Linked DNA regions of Homo sapiens: region 1 is linked to region 2. The links are chromatin contacts, found by Hi-C or POLR2A ChIA-PET in ENCODE. All regions are on one chromosome and are shown on one strand. The core of a region is the stretch at or near the end of the contact, and the rest is flanking DNA. Distances in the headings are between cores, read along the strand shown. Region 1 holds the start of TUBB2A (tubulin beta 2A class IIa). Region 2 holds the start of SERPINB6 (serpin family B member 6).

What was found. A loop is a pair of places that touch in the nucleus more often than their neighbours do. ChIA-PET counts read pairs that join two places held with the same protein, here RNA polymerase II (POLR2A). Pooled maps may share reads with other maps.
Region 1: a pooled map shows a loop between it and region 2 (3-fold over the local background). The contact joins the promoter of TUBB2A here to the promoter of SERPINB6 in region 2. A Hi-C loop is called at or near these places in 5 of 168 maps with a recorded cell type or tissue (CD4-positive, alpha-beta T cell, K562, naive thymus-derived CD4-positive, alpha-beta T cell and 1 more) and 9 of 50 pooled maps. POLR2A ChIA-PET finds 5 or more read pairs at or near these places in 7 of 52 experiments (CD4-positive, alpha-beta T cell, CD8-positive, alpha-beta T cell, HepG2 and 3 more).

What each region holds. Positions count from the first base shown.
Region 1 is chr6:3,156,193-3,163,621 of GRCh38, forward strand. It overlaps TUBB2A (tubulin beta 2A class IIa), which reads right to left and starts at 1,352. Exons shown (of 4, transcript NM_001069.3): 1 at 1,215-1,352. The coding sequence starts at 1,271. It overlaps LOC105374889 (a long non-coding RNA gene), which reads left to right and starts at 1,509. Exons shown (of 2, transcript XR_926395.3): 1 at 1,509-1,561; 2 at 2,240-3,244. RefSeq lists silencers at 1,234-1,693, 6,465-6,854, 6,945-7,004, cis regulatory regions at 3,956-4,550, 6,322-7,214 and an enhancer at 6,380-7,190.
Region 2 is chr6:2,969,741-2,976,630 of GRCh38, forward strand. SERPINB6 (serpin family B member 6) reads right to left here and starts at 1,827. Exons shown (of 7, transcript NM_004568.6): 1 at 1,793-1,827. RefSeq lists an enhancer at 1,608-2,132.

The sequences.
Region 1 (7,429 bases), core at 102-2,601, 190 kb after region 2:
AATGTCACTAAGGATGGCCTTGTCCTCCTCCCATGTCCTTGGAACAGGGGCTTTTGTGGTCAGACAGTTAGTAAGTGCTAGACAGAGAGCAAAGAGCTGCACCCCCTATTTCCTGCAGCAGCCGCTGCTGAGGGGCTTGAAAATCCGCAGAGCATCGGCCATATTATGGGGATAGACTGAAAGGCTGGGAGGGGCCCTGGAGGAGGAGGGGACACAGCAGATGCCCTTCTAGGGAGAGGGTGGGGAGAGTAGAGAAGTGGAGAAGGGGTACAGGGAGGCTGTGTCACCCCAGGCAGGGCTGAATGCCATTGCATCCGGGATGATTGATGGGTCGTGGCAGGCCAAGGACAGGGGGACCCACTCTGTGGCTGCCTCCAGGGATCAAGCTCTCTTGGCACAGATCCCAGGCACTCCTGCAACAGTGCAGGTTTAAGCCACCGATCTACATGCTGGCACTGACCACCGGAGGGACTGGGCGAAGGGCAGCAGGAGCCTGGGAGGGCACCTGGGCGGCAGTGGAAGGAGCTGGCCATCGTGAGGGCGCTGGCTGCATTGTGAATTTGCGGCGGGGAGGCTGGGTGGGCAACATGGCGGTTCTCAAAGAGACCACGTCCTTGTACTGGCGCCCGCCCCCACCCATGCACCAGACCCGCTGCTGCCTCCCACACAGCGGTCGGTAATTGCAGCCCCCACCCAGCGCAGTCACCTGCCGCCTCGGGGACTGGCAGCAAGACTATCGCGTTGTATGTCATCATGTCAAGACAGTGCCCGAGCAAGGGAATTTATCTAACACCCTTGCCTGTACGACCCAAAGGGACGCCTCTGTTACATCTGCCAGTCCAGTGACACTGCATGTTTTCATTCAAACCGTAGAGAAAAATATACAAATTAAATTCACATGAAGCTAGCGCAATAAATATGACCGTACCCCCGACCCAAGTTTCTGAGACAAATACACCCAGGGGAATGCCAACCGCGTCCCGCAGAAGGGCTGTGTCCCAGGGAAATCGAAAGGCCCCCGATTAAACGCACACACAGCTGCGGCGCTGCGGGCATCCTGGCGGGTCATGCAGCCTCCCGGACCCCGCCCGGCGGCCTCGCCGCGGAATGTGCCACCCGGCCAGCCCGGGGCCGCCGCGGCCTCCAGCCCCCGCCCCGGCCCCAGCCCGCACCCTCGGTCCCAACCCCGGGCCCCTCCGTGGCGGTGAGCCCACCTTGGCGCCGATCTGGTTGCCGCACTGGCCCGCCTGGATGTGCACGATCTCGCGCATGGTGCCGGCTGCGGAGCGGGTGGCGCTGGCCCTCGGAGCGGTGCGCGGCGTGGACCGGCGGGCTGGGCTGCGCAGAGACCTGCCGCCGCCCCCCCAGCTCGGTCTTTTATACCCGGGGACCCGCCCTGCCCGGTGACGTCATGACGGGCGGGGCTGTGGCCGCGGGGGCGGTGCGGCTGGGACTGCGGCACCGCGAGGGGGAGCCGGGGCGCGGTGCGAGGTGTGGGGGCGCTCGCCCTATTGCTGCTGCCGCTGGGTCTAGGGTGGGCGGCCGGCCTCGCGGTCCGGCGGTGAGTGCGGTGCCCGGGCCTCGGGCCCAGCCGCAGCCCCCTGCCCGATCCACGGGCACGGGCGACCCCTGGCGCTGGGTCCTCCGCTCACGCCGCGATCCCCACCCCGAGCCGCCCACTCTGGACCCCCGAGGGGGGCTGGGGACCGGGGGCCCCGGAACCAGGGGGAGGGGCTGCCTCGGAACAGGGTCCTCGCCTCCTAAGGACGGGAAGAGGCGTCGAGTACCCTTTGGAGTAGGGGGCCGGAAATTGAAGACCCATTTGCAGTGGGCTCTCCAGCGGGTGGCAAAGGTTTCCCGCATCCTGGGCAGGGTCCTGGACGCCGTTTGTGGGGGTGGGGTGGGCAGCGTGGAGAGGAGTGGGGGGCCGCGGGGAGCCGACGGGCAGCTGCCTGAAAGGAATGCCAGGATGGCGGGGTGGGCGGCCTTTCGCCCCTGCAGGGGAGGAAGATGGCTTGGTCGGGGGCGGGGGTTGGGGGGGCTATCAAAGGGCTGGATTTGTCACATGTCCGCTTTGGGCTCCTGCGTCCTTGTAAAGGCCTTTTAAATGTGGAAAATTCTGCGGGTGTGTGTGTGTGTGTGTGTGTGTGTGTGTGTGTGTGTCAGAGAGGAAAGACAGGAGGAATATATCTGCCACGTTGATGTGTCAGCTGATGGCCCTGCCCCTTACACCCCTTAGGTCGCCTGATCCTCACAGAAGCTGTCGGAGCTAGGCTGGCCAGTTCGGTAGACCCTAGGCACGGTGGCTGCCGAGCATTGAAACGTAGGTAATCTGAACTGAGATGGGCTGTTAAGTGTGAAGAACACACTGGCTTTTATGGGCTCAGTAAGTTAAAATAATGTGAAATATTTCATTACTGATTCTTAAATATTGATGGTCTATCAAAATAATAGTGTTTTGGATACATTGTGTTAAATGACTTGTTTTGAAATTAGAAAATGTAAAATTACATACTTGGTTTCCATTTGCTGCTCACTTACGCATATTTTTGTTGACTACCACCGGCTTCTGGTAAGCATTATTACTACCCCAATTTCATAGCTCCGAAAGCGAGGTTGAAAGACCTGACCAGCCACAAAGCTAGGAAGGGAAGGAATCTAAAGCCTTTGTATAAATAAAAAGCCCAGGTGAGTTTTAAAGGCTTGGGTGGGCTGTGGTAAGGACCTGACTTAATTATTCACAAAGATGGCCCTGCACGGTGGACTAGGTAACAGGGGCTTGGGGACTGCCTTTGGTTCCCAGCACATTCCAACTATATAATGATGATAATTACAGGTGCCTTGGAGCTGGCTTTGTGGTAGGAGATGAGAAGCCATATATGAAAGCACATTGAGTTTATGGAGTAAAAATGCCTTGGTAAAACCCAAGGTGATGGGCTGGGCGCGGTGGCTCACGCCTGTAATCCCAGCACTTTGGGAGGCTTAGGCGGGTGGATCACGAGGTCAGGAGATCGAGACCATCCTGGCTAACACGGTGAAACCCCGTCTCTACTAAAAATACAAAAAAATTAGCCGAGCCTGGTGGCAGGCATCTATAGTCCCAGCTACTCGGGAGGCTGAGGCAGGAGAATGGCGTGAACCCGGGAGGCGGAGCTTGCAGTGAGCCGAGATGGCGCCACTGCACTCCAGCCCAGGCGACAGAGCCAGACTGCGTCTCAATAAAAAACAACAACAAAAAACCCAAGATGATGCTGTCATTCCTAATGTGCACCCTACCTGCCACCTCAATAGTTGGTCTGTATCGGAGGTGGAAACTAAAGCCAGATGTCTGTGAGTAGCCTCTTAGGCCAAGTTAGGTCTTAATCACCCCAGCTTTAGGAAGCGCCCAGCATCCTCCCAGATGTAGGTAGGCAGGTGCCTAGTGCCTCTTCTCAGGGTGGGGACAGATTTCCTAGAATTTCTCCTCCTCTCTCCCCTCTCCCTGCTGCTGGGCCCCCAGTGGACAACCTGTCCCTCGGATGCTACTCCCAGGTACCCAGGGCTTGACCTCCACCTTCTCCCCACCCCCACCCCAACTCTCACATCTTGGCTCTTCACCACAGCCGGAGCCTTCCAGATCCTCTCCAGAGAATGGCTCTCCTTGGGGTACCTTCACTCATTACACAGTTCTGAAAAGATTTTTCCAGAGATAATTGCTTCTTGGCCTTTGTGTTTTAATTCAGCGTGAAATCTGAGGCCAAATAGGAGCAGAGGATGAGACCTGAAAGGGACAGCACTAGGGACACGGGGACCCCTAGCAGCTGGGCGTTTCCCGGCCTGTGGAGCATGTGCCCACTCTGCTGTTCCTAGCTCAGTCCTCCAGCAAGTCACTGCACCTCTCTGAGCTTCTCTGGAAATGGGTTTTTCTTACGTTGGGGAGCTGGGAGGCACTGTGCGTGAACTGGACATTAGTGAGCGCACAGAAAATAAATCCATGGCAGTGTTCACGGGCGCAGGCCAGGTACCTGATTGTCTGCTCTGGATCGCTGGCAGTGAATGTTCTGCCCAAGTCGGCCTTCTCCTGCCTGGCAGTTCACGCCCAGCCTACTTCTCTCTGACGCGCTCCTCCCTCGGTGCCGCCCGTGATGTGTGTTAGTATATAATCAGAGAAACTCACACGCGGAGTTTTAAATAATGCCTGCCCTGCCTAAGGTGACTCATCTGAGGCCGTGAGTTCCTGCTCTCCCCTCCCTCGCGGCAAGTGTAGATATCCCCAACCCCACCTCGCTGTCACTAAGCAACTCGACCTTGTACAGCACCGATGCAGATAATAACAGGAGGAAATAGAGCCTGCTAATTGTCCCCTTCCCTAGAATAGGTTTTTAAGGAGCAATCTCTCCCCTTTCATGTATTTTTCAGTGTCTAAAGAGGAGCAGCTCCACCGGCTGTTGGGTGGGCCGGGGATGGGGAAGGGGAAGAGGACCAACCTCCTCCAGCCTCAAGTCACTTCCTGCTTTAGACAGGATGCCACTCGCAGTGTCTGAGCCACCCCTACCCTGAAGGCATCATTGGCGGGGTGAGGGGCGGGGGGCGGGGAAGGGCAGGTGTAATGACAAAATTCAGACTAGAGAATGTGTTCCAGGTAGGAGGCTGAGCCACATCTGTCTTTCACAAAAGGACATAAGCTCTTACCCTTTTGCCTGCCCTTCCCGCCTGCTGCTTCAGAGGGCCCAACGAGAAGGGTCCTGGTGAGAATGTTCTAGTGAAACGTACCCTGTGAATATGTGGTGTTATGATGATATCGTTACTGTTCACTGATGCCATCTCTAAGGGTGACAGTCGTGATCTAGTTGAAATAGATTTAGTTGGTCCAAGTAAGAGAGTCCTGGAACTTCAAAAACACTAGTTTCCTCTGCAGAATGATGAAAACCCAAGGACCATCCCAGCAATACAATTGTCTAAATTTGTATGGTACAGTCTTGCATCCTGTTTGTGCCCTCAGAGAACTAGCCACACTCTCCGCTCCAACTTCTCTTTCCCATGAAACTCATCCAGTGCAGCCCCTGTCTGCTATTTTTTAAATAAAAGCATCTCTTTATGAAGATGGAAGAATTTTGTTCAAAGCATTTAAGGGGATGTAACCTTTTCAAAAGGTTACCTAAAATAAAAGTCTGAACTCCAATTAAATTTAATTTTAAAATATCAACCCCACCAAAGTTTACAATTTTTTTTTTTTTTTGCATCAGATGACTATAATAATACAGAGTAAATATATAGAAGATTTTTAGCCACTTTCTGGAATGGGCCATGCCCCAGAATGTGACATTCATATTACAAGTGTCGATCTGGGGCCTTTCAAAACTGAAGATGTCATTTTTTGTTTTTTTTTGAAATGGAGTCTCGACTAGGCTGGAGTGCAGTGGCATGATCTTCGCTCATTGCAACCTCTGCCTCCCAGGCTCAAGCGATCCTCTCGCTTTAGCCTGCCGAGTACCTGGGATTACAGGCGTGCACCACCATGCCTGATTAATTTTTGTATTTTTAGTAGAGGCAGCGTTTCACCATGTTGGCCAGGCTGGTCTCAAAGATGTTATTCTTGATGTCAAATTCTCATTAAGCTATAACCCCCCAAGTTTTTTTTAAATACATACAATGTACACAGCAATTATATATACATATATCTTATATACATATTTCCTGATTATAAAATTAGAAACACTTAGAAAGTACTAAAGAGCACAAGTGTATCCCCTGTTCTCGAGATTTTTTTAAATGCTTGATGTATTATATTCCTTTGTGTTTTTCCTATTCATGGGCTGTTTAGGTGTTTTTGTTCCTTTATAACTTTTTTTTTTTTGCCTTCAACATTAAGAGTGAAGAAATACTATATCTTCTTCTGCTATGACTTAGACATAATCTCACAAATTCTCAAAAATATGTAACCTACTCCCAACTGTCATTCTCCCCATAATCTGAGGTGTCCAGAGCATACCGAATTATCTACAGAGCAAACTCATCTCTGCTTCCCATGACTAAGGCCGTTTAGAGGACTCAGTGCCCTCCTGCCGCGTTCCCTGACTGTTGAAAAGCACAGGGCCTAGAGTTGATGGACTGGGTGCAAATCCTCACTGTCACTTCTTAGCTGTGTGACCTCGGCAAGTTACTTAACCTCTCTCTGCCTTAGTTGCCTCATCTGTAAAGTGACAGTAATAATAGTACCCGCTTCCTGGGGTTGTGATAAAGACTGAATGAATATGTGAAAGCACTCACAATACCACCTGCCCCACAGTGTTATATAAATATTAGCTATTATAACGGGTTAATCCCGTCCTCCCCCCACTCCCTCCCTCCCTCCCTTTTTTTCTCCCTCCTTCCCCTCCCTCCCTGGAGCTCTTCTGGAATCAGGACTCAACTCCAGAGCCACTTGCGAGGCTCCCATGCGGCGAGACTGCGGTCTCCGCTGGCCGCACGCTCTTCTGCATACAGCTCCGCACTACACTCCTCTCCCCTAATCCCGAGGCTGGCGCTGCAGAGTGAGCGAGCGCAGGATCGCTAAGCGCGAGCCGAGGCGCCATCGGAACACTCTTGCCCCCACCCAGACGTCGAGTCTGCAGGTCCAGGGCAGAGGGCGCTGGGCGGCGCCGGGAGGCGCGAGGCACCCGGGAGAGCCGGCTCCGTGGCTTCCTACTACCTGACCCCCTGACCACCTAGTTCTGGAGCCAGGCTTCTTCACCCTTCGCCAGGTCTGGGCTGCCAGGGACTCGGGGTGGGGCCGCCACGCTGCCTTCTCCTTCCGTCCGGAGCGCCGGGGCGCGCGACCCGCTCCGTTTCACGCTCTAGGCAAACGGTAGTTCGGGAAAGGCTGAGCTTCGCCCCCTCCCCGCGGTGAGAGCGCGGCGCGGCGGGGCGGGGCCTCCTGCGGGCGGGAGAGGCACCGGGGTCCAGGGGCCGCGGCGCAGGGGGAGGGCGGGGCTGTGCCCCCCGGAGGCCCTGCCCGCCCCGCCCCGCCCCGCCCCGCCCCAAGACCCGGGTTCCCCCTGGAGGCCGCCACCGCCCGTCCCTGCCCGTCGCCGGCAAGGCCTGAGCCTCTGTCTCAAGATCGGACGGCCTTTGCAGCGGGAGCACCAACCAACCCCACAAATTCATGAAATACTAGGCGGGAGATGCGCTCAAAATAGGACGTGCCTTTTGTTTTTTGTAGCTATAAGAGAATATCGAAGTACTTTTTTTTTTTTTTTTTTTTGAGATGGAGTCTTGGTCTGTCACCCAGGCTGGAGTGCGGTGGCGCAATTTGGGCTCACTGCAACCTCCGTCTCCGCCTAACAGCCCTGTCGTACAAAAATAACAATAGGGAACATCTGAATAGGGGGTGGGCTAATTTTGTTAAATTTACTTTTTGATGCCCCCACGTTTTGTTGCTAGTGTTAATGAAATGCCACCAATGGCTGGC
Region 2 (6,890 bases), core at 577-3,076:
GTCCCTCTGTTTCCTTGTGCAGTGTGTATGTGTGTGTGTGTGTGTGTTGTGTGTGTATGTGTTTAATATATCTGAGCAGCCTAACATATAAATGGGAGTTAAACATTATTTTCAGGCTAGGCGCAGTGGCTCACATCTGTAATCCCAGCACTTTGGGAGGCCAAGGCGGGCAGATCACGAGGTCAGGAGTTTGAGACCAGCCTGGCCAGCATGGTGAAACCCCATTGCTACTAAAAATACAAAAATTAGCCAGGTATGGAGCCCGGGAGGTGGAGGTTGCAGTCAGCCGAAATCGCACCACTGCACTCCAGCCTGGCAAAAAAAAAAAAAAAAAAAATTTTCTTTCTTTGGATGCCTTGGCTTAATCCCAAGTGCAGTAAGCCTGGAAATGTAAGGTGTGTGGTCTTCCCTGGGACCGTACAACATCTGCTTGGGTGCCCTTATTATTACATATGTGGAAAAGAATGTTGGTTCTATTCATGCTAATTTCACTCTACTGTTACTGGTCCGTGTTAACTGTTTCATGCTGAATTGTAATAAAATGCATTGGAATTGGCCTTAACTTAAAATACTTAGTTTACATAGTCGAGTATGACCAAAGTACTTTTCTCTTTGGTGGCACATCACAATGGATGCAATTACTCAGATACGGTCCTGAAATGAGAACAAACGCCATCTATGCTGATAACAGCAGTCACTGGTGTTAATCCCAGCACACATAAAAGCCCCAGCAATACAAGGCCGGCCCAGGACCTTAACTAGAAGGTCACTGAACACATCAGATCTCATCGCATCAGGCCTGACCCCCACCAGAAAGGATGCAGGCAGCTGCAGGGCTGTCATTAGGCACGAGAGCATCCCAGAAAGCAAAAGTGCCCAAAAAATGGACTCAGATGCCCCCTCGCATCTGAGTATTCCTGACAGCATGTGAACATTAATTATTAATTTTCTGTACCTCAGTTTTCCGAAGCCAATCTTTAGGACAAAAAAAAAAAAAAAAAAAAGGAAGAAAATAACTTAAATGCCAATTTGTAGTTAAAGTTTCCTCTTTGCCTTGAAGACATCAAAGCCTGTAATAGTTTGCCTGTAGGGAGTTTAATTCAAACACAGAGCGGTAAGGAGATCCGGGCTGGTCCACACGATCGTCTCCACAGGTCTGGGCGACCTGAAAGTGCTGCGGATTGGCCAAGCCCAGCACGGCCAGTCCAGTGAACACACGCAGGGGGCCCGGATGGCACCGTTTGGCGCCGAACCCCTCGGCCTCTCTCCGCCTCCCGCCCGGCTCCTAACACCCGGCGCCCCAAGACTGAGCACGCGTCCTCCGGGTCGCGGAGCGGGCGAGGGGTCACCGAGGCCGCGGGGCCGACCGGGGTCACCTGTGGCCCGGGAGGCTCTGCGCCGCCCCCATCCCGCGCCGGCCGCCTCTTCCGTGGGCGCTGGGCCTGGGCGCCCGGGGTCCTCGGGTCCGCGGCGTCACCGGCCGGGCTCGCGGCCACGCACGACTCACCCGGCCGCGTCGCCGTTCTCTGCCGCTGCGAGGCTCCGGAAGGGAACCCAAGCCGGACGCTCGCCCGGGCCCCCGCCCCGCTGGGACTGCTGGGGTCACAGCCCCGCGCGGCCACGCCCCATTCTCGGGGCTCCAGCGTCCCCGCGCGCCGTCGACCCACGCGCGTTCCCGGCCCCGCGCGACCCCCACCCTGCCCCCCTCCCCGCTCGCGCCCCCGGCTTTCCCGACTTTGGAGCGACAAACCCAAGCCAGCGTGTCCGAGCGGCTCCCAAGCCAGACACGTACTCCAGAGCGGGGAGCGAGCGAGCAGAACGGCGGGCAGAGGCGCCGGAGCCGCCCCGGACCTCAAATACTCGCGGGGAGGCGGGCGGAGTCCCGGGTCTCGAGCTACCGTCGCCCGTCCGGAGCGCGAAGGGAGAGGCGGGGCGGGACGTGCGGGTCAACCCCACCCGCCAGCCGGAGGGGCCGCGAGTCCTGCCCGGAGGCCTTGACTTTGACCACAGTACAGGGCCCCACCAGCGTGTTTATGGTGCCTCTGTGGAGACTGAATGCTGGCCTGTTTCCAGAAAAGGGCCGGCTCCTGATACACGGCCATCCACTGGGGAGTGCAGAACACGCATTTAAAAATGAGCAGACTAGATACAGGTCACAAAGACTTTGCTGATGAAACAGCTTGCGGCAAAGAAGCCAGCCAGGGGCGGGCGCGGGGCTCACGCCAGTAATCCCAACACTGGGAGGCCGAGGCAGGCGGATCACTGGAGGTCAGGAGTTCCAGACCAGCCTGGCCAACATGGCAAAACCCCGTCTCTACTAAAAATACAAAAATTAGCCGAGTGTAATGGCGCGTGCCTGTAATCTCAGTTGCTGGGGAAGCTGAGGCAGGAGAATCACTTGAACCCGGGAGGCAGAGGCTGCAGTGAGCCGAGATGGCGCCACCGCACTCCAGTCTGGTCCGTCTCAAAAAAAAAAAAAAAAAAAAAAAAAAAAAAAGTAGACTAAATAGCTTTTGCAAAGCAAAAGGAATAGTCAAGCAGAGTAAACAGACAACCTACAGAGTGGGAGAAAATCTTCACAATCTATACATCCGACAAAGCAGTAATATCCAGAATCTACAAGAAACTCAAACAAATTAGCAAGAAAAAAAAATCCCATCAAAAAGTGGGCTGGCATGAATAGACAGTTCTCAAAAGAGGATATGCAAATGGCCAACAAACAAGAAAAAATGCTCAACATCACTAATGATTAGGGAAATGCAAATCAAAACCACAATGTGATACCACCTTACTCCCGCAAGAGTGGCCTTAATCAAAAAATCAAAAACTCAAAAAATAATAGATGTTGGCGTGGATTTGGTGAAGAGGGAACACCTCTACACTGCTGATGGATAGTACAACCACTGTGGAAAATAGTATGGCGATTCCTTAAATAACTAAAAATAGAACTACCATTTGATCCAGCAATCCCACTACTGGGTATCTACGCAGAGGAAAATAAGTCATTATACAAAAAAGATACTTGCACACGCATGTTAATAGCAGCACAATTCGTAATTGCAAAAACATGAAACCAACCCAAATGCCCATCAATCAAAGAGTGGATAAAGAAACTGTGGTATGCGTATACGGTGGAATGCTACTCAGCCATAAAAAGGAATGAATTAATGGCATTGGCAACCTGGATGGGATTGGAGACTGTTGTTCTAAGTGAAGTAACTCAGGAATGGAAAACCAAACATTGTATGTTCTCACTCATAAGTAGGACCTAAACTATGAGGATACAAAGGCATAAGAATGATACAATGGACTTTGGGGACTTGGGGGAAAAGGGTGGGAAGGGAGTGAGGGATAAAAGGCTACAAATTTGAGTTCAGTGTATACTGCTAAGGTGATAGATGCACCAGAATCTCACAAATCACCACTAAAGAACTTACTTGGCAGGGCGCAGTGGCTCATGCCCGTAATCTCAGCACTTTGGGAGGCCAAGGCAGGCAGATCATGAGGTCAGGAGTTCGAGACCAGCCTGGCCAGCATGGTGAAACCCCCGTCTCTACTAAAAATATAAAAAAATTAGGCATGGTGGCACACATCTGTAGTGCCAGCTACTGAGGAGGCTGAGGCAGGAGAATTGCTTGAATCTAGCAGGCGGAGGTTGGTTGCAGTGAGCTGAGATCATGCCACTGCACCCCAGCCTGGGCAACAGAGCAAGACCCCATCTCAGGAAAAAAAAAAAAAAGCTTGCCATGTAACCAAATACCACGTGTTCTCCAAAAAACTATGGAAATAAAAAAACTAAAATATATATTAAATTTAAAAATAAATGTATATAAATGAGCAGAGCCCACATCATTGAGCCGTGTGTTCAAGGACTTCCAGTTCTCTCCAGGCATAGGAATTAGACCCCAGGGTACTGACAGGTTAGCCAAGTAAGTATGAAAACTCCATCTGCCATCTCAGACAGAGCAGTCTTGGAAAACAGAAACATCTAGCATAAATGGAAGTAGGGAAGATACTAGCCAGGTGTTTTACATGAGTTCAATTTTGAGAACTCAAGCTGTTTTACTCCCTCTGTGCTTACCCTAAGGCAGAGTTTCTCAACTGCGACACTGTTGACCGCATGAACCCGATAACTTGTGGTTGTGGGGGCTGTCCTGCCATCACACATGTTTCACAGAATCTCTGGAGGAGATTCACCAAGTGGATGCCAGGAGCAAACCACACGCCCCTCCCTAGTTGTGGCTTAATTAGTCTTAAGTGATATAAATTGCGAATATTTCCCCCAGCTTGTCATCTGTTTTCTGACATTGCTTCTGGTGATTTTGGCATACACTCTTTTAATGTAGTCAACTTTAATGATTTTTCCTTTATTGTTTCTGAGTCGTAGTTAGAAAAACTTTCTCTATTCACAAGGAGCAATCTCTTTTTTTTTAAAAAAAAGAATAATCTCTAGATTATAGAGTTCACTAATGTTTTCTTCTAGTATTTGCACAGTTTTATTTTTTATATTTAGATTGCTGATCCCTTTAAAGTTTATTCTGGTGTATGGGAAATATAGATCCAATTTTAACTCGCTTTCAAGTGACTTTCAGTTTTTCCACCTCTGTTTATTGAAAAACCATTTTCACTAATGTCTTCACATGCCACCTATGTTATATATCAAATAGCTGCATATACTTGGGTCTGATTCTGAACTTTCTAAACTTTCTATTTGGTTCTGTTGGTCAGATTCTTTCAGTTATAGAGGTTTTCTCTTATGATTCAATATCTCGTACAGCGCATTCTCCTTACTGCTCTTCTGCTTCAGATTTTCCTGGCTCTCCTTGTTGCTTTTTCTCCCATACAAACTTTTTTTTTTTTTTTTGAGCTGGAGTCCCTCTCTGTCACCCAGGCTGGAGTGCAGTGGTGCGATCTTGGCTCACTGAAACCTCCATATCCTGAGTTCAAGCGATTCTCATGCCTCAGCCTCCCAAGTAGCTGGTATTACAGGCGCATGCCACCACACCCAGCTAATTTTTGTATTCTTAGTAGAGATGAGGGTTCACCATGTTGGCCAGGCTGGTCTCAAACTCCTGAACTCATGATCCACCCTCCTCAGCCTCCCAAAGTGCTGGGATTACAGGTGTCAGCCACCGCACCCGGCCTCACCCATACAAATTTAAGAGTCAACTTGTCTAGCTCTAAAGAAAAAAATCTTGTTGGCAGGGCATGGTGGCTTACACCTGTAGTCTCAGTACTTTGAGAGGCCAAGGCAGGCAGATCACTTGGTCAGGAGTTCAAGACCAGCCTGGCCAACATGGTGAAACCCCATCTCTACTAAGAATACAAAAATTAGCTGGACCTGGTGGCGTGTGCCTATAATCCCAGCTGCTTGGGAGGCTGAAGCAGGAGAATTGCTTGAACCTGGGAGGCAGAGGTTACAGTGAGCTGAGATGGTGCCATTATACTCCAGCCTGGATGATGGAGCGAGACCCTGTCTCAAAAAAATATATATATAATAATTAAAAAAATAAAATTAAACTGTAGTCAAACAGGCCAGATGCAGTGGCTCACGCCTATAATCCCAGGACTTTGGGAGGCAGAGGTGAGTGGATCACCAGAGCGAGACTCTGTCTCAAAAACATAAAATAAAATAAAAATAAAATAAATGAAAATAAAAATAAATCTTGTTGGTAATCTATTAGAAACATATTGAATTTACATATTACCCTGTTATAAACCAACATTTGTACTTTGATTTAGTTGTTCTAGCCAAGAACATGCTGGGTCTTTCTGTTCCTTCAAATAATTTTTTTCCTTTTTCCTTTAAAGTTTTGTTCATGTAAGATTTGCACATTTCTTGTTTAGTTTATTTCTAGTTATTTTATCTCTTTGTTGATATTGTATGTAAGCAAGTTTTTTCCATTATATTTTCCAACTAGCTTTTGTTTGTGGATGAGAAAATTGTTTTTATGTATTAACTTTATAACCTGCTGCCTTACTGAAATTTTTTACTATTTGTATTTTTTATTGATTCTTTTAAGTCATCTATAGCTATACTACATCACCTATAAATAGAAATAGTTGTACTTCTTTCTCCAATGTTCATCTCTCTAATCGTTTTCTCTTGTTTGATTGCATTGGCTGATACCTTCAGTGGAGCAAATTGCCTGACCACTTGTGGTGTTAGTATCTACAAAATGAAAGTGTGAGCCCATATAGCTTCACCAAAGGGCAAGTCATTCCTAACCTCAATGGCTTCTTCTCAAAATAGGTTTACTGGGCAGGGAGACCTAGGAAGGGGTTCTGTAGTCTGGCATTCTCTGCCATCCCACCTGGATTTAAATAAGATTGAAGAACTATTTCCAAATTACGTAGGTTAATAATTCTGAGCTCAGCATCCTCCTAGAGAGACATATCTGGCATAAAGTTGTTTCATAAATGTTTATCACATTTTCATTATATCGTATTCTAACAGGCTTATAATGAGAAGCAATCAAAACCAAAAGTAACCAGGTTTCTAATAATAAGTGAGATGAGTGCACAGTTGGAGAACTACTCTGATGAGTGGTTCTGATGCTCATGGGACAAAGGCCTGGGTTTTCGTTGTCTATAATCAAACGTGAAAAAGCAGTTTGATGTGGCACCACTGGAAATGCGTACAGGCCATTTCTTCCCCTCTTCAGCCATTTTCAGATGGGAAAGCAGAGGGGATTCTGGCATTCTCCAAAAAAGACCCCTGGAAAACCCGTCTCCAGAGCCTCCTGCCTGAAGGTAACATTCAGGCTCTTCTATATTTTTTCTCTTTCCCGTTTTTCTCATTTAATAAGGAATTGGTCAATCATGCAATATACGCGTGGGGCTAACCTCCCGAGGGAGAGCCTCACCCTCTCTCCGGACCCAGAGTGAGG